2 separate regions of the Homo sapiens genome follow, and region 1 is linked to region 2. A link is a contact called in ENCODE Hi-C or POLR2A ChIA-PET data. All regions are on one chromosome and are shown on one strand. Each heading gives the region's core, a stretch centred on a gene start or an enhancer-like site at or near the end of the contact. The rest is flanking DNA. Distances are from core to core; before and after follow the strand shown. Region 1 overlaps MXRA7 (matrix remodeling associated 7). Region 2 has its middle 7.6 kb from the start of LINC02080.

Region 1 (2,700 bases), core at 175-2,674, 95 kb after region 2:
GTCAGGCACTGTGGAGGCAGCCCTGGGCCCGGCCCATTCTGGGGTTGGGGGGCCTGGGCAGGCCCCTTGTCGCCTTCCTGTTATCTCCATCCTTGCCTGCTGCAGGCAGGGGAGGGACAGGTGTCCCCTTGGGAGTTAGGAACGGCCTGCCTCCTGGAGCCGCTGTCCTCTAAAGTCATTCTGGATTAGCCAGTGGGATTGGTGCAGTCACAGCATGCGGCAGCTCTGGTGGCCACAGGGCCACAAGAGACCTTCTTTGCACTGCCCCACAGCAGAACCATCTCCTTGGGCAGCAGACACGCAGGCAGAAATCTGTCTCTATCACTCTCTCTCCCTCTGTTAGTGTTCTCTCTCTCTCCCCTCCCCCCGCCTTATCTATCCCTCTCTTCTCTCCCCTCCCCTCTCTCCCTCTCCCGACTTCAGCACTTTGCATCACGCTTGAATTAGCTTGAATCAGCCAGGGCAGCCATAAATGGCAGCGTGCAGCCTGCAGGGCGTGAGCTTGGTTCACTGTGTCTCCCAGCTACTGCAGCCTGGCCGGGCCCCTCAGCTTGGCCTCCGGGGCACCCTGGTCCTAGGCTCCTAGCACTGGGGAGGCTGTCAGGAGGCACGTCCCGTTTGCCTTCCCCCTCCCGCCTCCACCTCCTCCATTGGAGGGAAAAGCTGAATTAGAAAATTATCCCAGAACATGACATTAAAATGTGGTCTCTATTCAGTCATAAAATGCTGAGACTCTGATCAGTGAAGTGATGGAGCTTGGGCTCAGCCCAGCCTGCCCTGGGGACCAGCCAGGGTGACGCCAGCTGCCTGTCTCAATTCACTGTTTCCATGAAATTGATTGACTTTCATCAGAAACATGATGTATTCATTTGCCAGGGCTGCTATAACAAAACACCACAGACCGGGCACCTTCAGCAACAGACGTTTCTTTTCCCAGAGTTCTGCAGACTGGAGGGCCAAGTTCAGGGTGTCCGCAGGTTCGGGTCCTCCTAAGCCCTGTCTCGCTGGCTTGCAGTTGGCCGCCTTCTCCGCCTCCTCACATGGTCTTTCCTCTGTGCACTCACAACTCTCATGTCTCTGTGTGTGTCCGAGTTTCCTCTTATAAGGACAGCAGTCCTTGGGTTAGGGCCCACCCTAATGGCTTCATTTTAACTTAATCACCTCTTTAAAGGCCCTGTTTCCAAATAGAGTCAGGCTGAGAGGTAGTTGGGGCCAAGGCTTCAGCATATGAATTGGGGCGTGGAACACAGTTCAGCCCATGAGCCGAGTAGCCTGAACACTCCTGGGACCAAGGGCATGGACAGGAACTCCGCGGTGATGATGGCCTTGGGTGAGGTTTGAGTCAGCGCTCGAGCAGCTGCTCTGTTCCGTTTCCTTTGAGACCTCAGGAAGAATCAGCTGCGTACTCTGTTGGGTTCGTGCCGCCTCCAGGAAATGATCCTGGTCGCACCCACCATGGCACAGCTGCCTGATGGTGGGGAGGACTCAGACCATGAGACCCTGGAGAGATTGCCTTTGGCTGGCCGCACCTTCACGGATTCATTCAACGCTGAGCTGAAGGCCAGGTGCCTTTAGCATCGCAGTTTGGGCCTTTATCATCTCTCCCCTGAGCTCTGTACCCTCTTCTCATAGTTCCTCCTGCCTCTTCTCTTGCCCCATTGCAATCCTCCCACCTCAGCCTCCCAAGTGCAGCTCTCACTCTGTTTGTCCGTGTTTATTTTTTTCGTTTAAAAAATTTGTATTGACACCTGTTTATTTTTTATTTTTATTTATTTTTTTAGAGGCAGGGTCTCCCACTGTCACTCAGTTGGAGTACAGTAACATCATCATAGCTCACTGCAGCCTCAAACTCCTGGACTCAAGCGATCCTCCCACCTCAGCCTCCGAAGTATCTGGGGCTACAAGCACATGCCACCACCCCCGGCTAATTTGTTAATTTTTTATAGAGATGGGGGTCTCACTTCATTGCCCAGGTTGGTCTCAAACCCCTGGCATCAAGCAGCCCTCCCACCATGGCCTCCCAAAGTACTGGCATTACAGGTGTGAGCCACCGCGCCCAGCCTTGTTTATCCCTGTTTGAAAGTTTCAGGTGGCTTCTCACTTCCTGAGGAATGAAACCAAACGCTTTAGTGTCCTGTATATGATCTCTGTGGTTGCAGACCCTGCATTTCTGCACACTGTTTCTTTCTTTCTTTTTTTCTTTTTGAGATAGAGTCACGCTCTGTCACCCAGGCTGGAGTGCAGTGGTGCGATCTCGGCTTACTGCAACCTCCGCCTCCTGGGTTCAAGAGATTCTCCTCCCTCAGCCTCCCAAGTAGCTGGGATTACAGGCACCCGCCACCACACCTAGCTAATTTTTGTATTTTTTTAGTAGAGAGGGGGTCTCACCGTGTTGGCCAAGCTGGTCTTGAACTCCTGGCCTCAAATGATCCACCTGCCTTAACCTCCCAAAGTGCTGGGATTACAGGCATAAGCCACAACACCCAGCCTCTGCACACTATTTCTGACTGTGTCACACCCACCCTGCAATCATACCCAAGTCTGTAGAGCCACTGGAAGAGCCGAGGTGTTCCGTGCCTCCATGCCTTTACATGGGCTGTGCACTCTGCCCAGATGCCCTTCTCTCTACATCTGCCTGGCAAGCCCATCTCGGACCCAGCGTGGCTTTCTCATCCACTCTGAGGCCTTCTTTGCTCCCTG
Region 2 (2,838 bases), core at 12-2,511:
GGATGCTTAGGGAAAATAGAAAAGAACCTACATGACTATTGGGGGCAGGTTCCCTGATAATCTTCCACTTTAAGGACCTGACATTATATTGGGCCCATTCAGCTAATTCCAGATAATCTCCCCATCTCAAGGTGAGCTGATTAGCAGCCTTAATTGCACCTGCAACCTCAATTCCCCGTTACCATGGAACTAACATATTCACAGGTTCCAGCAATCAGGACATGGACAAATTTAGGCGGGTCCTTATCTGCACTTACCTGCTCTGCCATCTTGGATATGTTACTTGATCTCTCTGTGCCTTGGTTTTCTCATCTATAAAATGGGGATAATGGTTTCTAGTTGATAATTACTTGTAACATGCTTTAAAGAGAGCCCGGAAAAAAAAAAAAGAAAGAAAAGAAAAATAAAAGAACGCCTACACCGGGTGCAGTGGCTCATGCCTGTAATCCTAACACTTTGGGAGGCTGAGATGGGTGGATCACTTGAAGTCAGGAGCTCGAGACCAGCCTGGACAACATAGTGAAACCCCCTCTCTACTAAAAATACAAAAATTAGCTGGATGTGGTGATGCAGACCTGTAATCCCAGCTACTCAAGAGGCTGAGGCAGGAGAATTGCTTGAACCCTAGAGGCAGAGGTTGCAGTGAGCCAAGATAGTGCCACTGCACTCCTGCCTGGGCAATATAGTGAGACTCTGTCTCAAAAAAAAAAAAGGGTGCCTGGTATGTAGGTAAGCACTCAATATATATTAGTGATGTCTCTAGCAGAGAAAATTCGCTTTGGAAGGTCAGGCCGTGGAGGGCACCATGGCACTGTATGAAATGTGCTGGGCTCATCTAGCATATTAAGGATTCAGTGTTGAATAGACGTGAGTGCCCTGCACTGGGCTATTCTTCTTTCACTGGTTTCAATGGTTTCTGATCCAGAAAGGGATAAAATGAAAGAGTTGATCTCTCGGGGCGGGGGGGAACACAAAGAAAAAAGAAAAAAAAAAAACAAGCAAAAAACCAAAACCAGCTGTATAGCAAACCCAAAGCGCTTCATTCTGCAAAATAATGGGACAGGCCAAAATGGTTCCTAAGTCAAAGGGTTTGCCAGAGCCAAGGCAATGTTCTTTAGTGGAAAGCAAGCTCTGGCTGCCAAACAAATCATTTCCTGCAGAATAGGGTACAGCTTGGGGGGCAGCCACCTGTGGGAGGAGAGCCAGCCCAGACACCCCGTGCGGCTCCCCCACGGCACATGGATTCAGCAGGCTACCTCCCCAGCGCGCCAACCACAAAGAAGTAGAGAAGAAAACATCTGTTTTTTCCTCAACATGTTCTCACAGTGTCTACAATATGAGTCATCAAATTGCTTTCGGTTCAGTGACAATTATCCCAAAAGATCCCTTTCTAAGATATAAAACTGAGAAAACTAAACCAATTTAAAAAAAAAAGTTAAACAGGCTTAGAATGTAAACAAAAAAGACTGAAGAATTGGAAATATCTGACAACATTTTCAGGAAGTAAAAGAAAGAGGACCTGTGAATTGAAACGAAGTCAAAAATAAATGCTCAAAGGAGCCTCCTCTGGACTAGACTTCTCTAAAGCTGCAATCTGCTTGTTCTCTAAATTATCACACAGAAATAGGGCAGAACTACTCTTGATAAGAACATCAAAACTTCCAGATTTAATAGCAGCTCAGAAAACCAGTAAATCATAGCCCAATGCTGCAGGGAGGTGTCCAGGGCACATTCACACTATTTGCACACAAAGTTAAAAAGAAGGTCAAGTTTGACCTTCTACCTTCACACAAATATACATCCTAGTATTAAGATTTAGTATATTGTTGATCAAGGACCAAAAAACACACAAAACACACAAAATGTCAAGTTAGAATATTTCTTTTTTTTTTTTTTGAGATGGAGTCTGGCTCTGTCGCCCAGGCTGGAGTGCAGTGGTGTGATCTTGGCTCACTGCAACCTCCACCTCCTAGGTTCAAGGAATTCTACTGCCTCAGCCTCCCGAGGAGCTGGGACTACAAGGTGTGTGCCACCACGCCCGGCTAATTTTTGTATTTTTAGTAGAGATGGGGTTTCACCATTTTGGCCAGGATGGTTTCGACCTCTTGACCTCGTGATCCCAAAGTGCTAGGATTATAGGCGTGAGCCACCACGCCCGGCCGAGTTAGACTATTTCTAGGGAATATGTTTCCAATATTTATCAAGAAATATGAGTTTTAGGCCGGGCACGGTGGCTCACGCCTGTAATCCCAGCACTTTGGGAAGCTGAAGCAGGTGGATTGCTTGAGCCCAGGAGTTCAAGACCAGCCTGGCCAACACGGCAAAACCTGTGGTGGGTATGGTGGCGCGCACCTGTAATTCCAGCTACTCGGGAGGCTGAGGCACGAGAATTGCTTGAACCCAGGAGGCAGAGGTTGCAGTAAGTTGTGATCACGCCACTGCCCTCCAGCCTGGGCAACAGAGTGAGATGGTGTCTCAAAAAAAAAAAAGAAAGAAAGAAATATGAGGCCGAGGCCGAGCATGGTGGCTCATGCCTGAGGTCAGGAATTTGAGACCAGACTGGCCAACATGGTGAAACCCTGTCTCTACTAAAAATACAAAAATTAGCTGGGCGTGGTGGCTCATGCGTCAAGAGGCTGAGCCAGGAGGATCACTTGAACCCAGGAGGCAGAGGTTGCAGTGAGCCAAGATCACGCCACTGCACTCTAGCCTGGGCAACAGAGTGAGACTCTGTCTCAAAAAAAAAGAAAAAAAAAAAAAAGAAAAGAAATGTGAGTTGTAGAGAAAAGAGTTGTCTAATTATTTTACATGCTGGAAACCCAACCAAAATAACCCAAA

The links. A loop is a pair of places that touch in the nucleus more often than their neighbours do. ChIA-PET counts read pairs that join two places held with the same protein, here RNA polymerase II (POLR2A). Pooled maps may share reads with other maps.
Region 1: a loop to region 2 is called in a pooled map, with 2.2 times the contacts of the local background. The contact joins two enhancer-like sites. A Hi-C loop is called at or near these places in 1 of 50 pooled maps. POLR2A ChIA-PET finds 5 or more read pairs at or near these places in 4 of 52 experiments (AG04450, BJ, H1 and 1 more).

The regions. Positions count from the first base shown.
Region 1 is chr17:76,695,600-76,698,299 of GRCh38, reverse strand. All of the region lies in intron 1 of MXRA7 (matrix remodeling associated 7), which reads left to right. Among named protein-coding and RNA genes, the nearest start is that of MXRA7, 14 kb to the left of the region's middle. RefSeq lists enhancers at 1-39, 40-593, 594-1,147. Within about 2 kb of position 1,424, at least 17 of the 41 ENCODE cell types and tissues checked have a DNase peak (open chromatin) inside an H3K27ac peak, as active enhancers do.
Region 2 is chr17:76,789,999-76,792,836 of GRCh38, reverse strand. It overlaps a transcript of MFSD11 not described here. Among named protein-coding and RNA genes, the nearest start is that of LINC02080, 7.6 kb to the left of the region's middle. Within about 2 kb of position 1,261, at least 12 of the 41 ENCODE cell types and tissues checked have a DNase peak (open chromatin) inside an H3K27ac peak, as active enhancers do.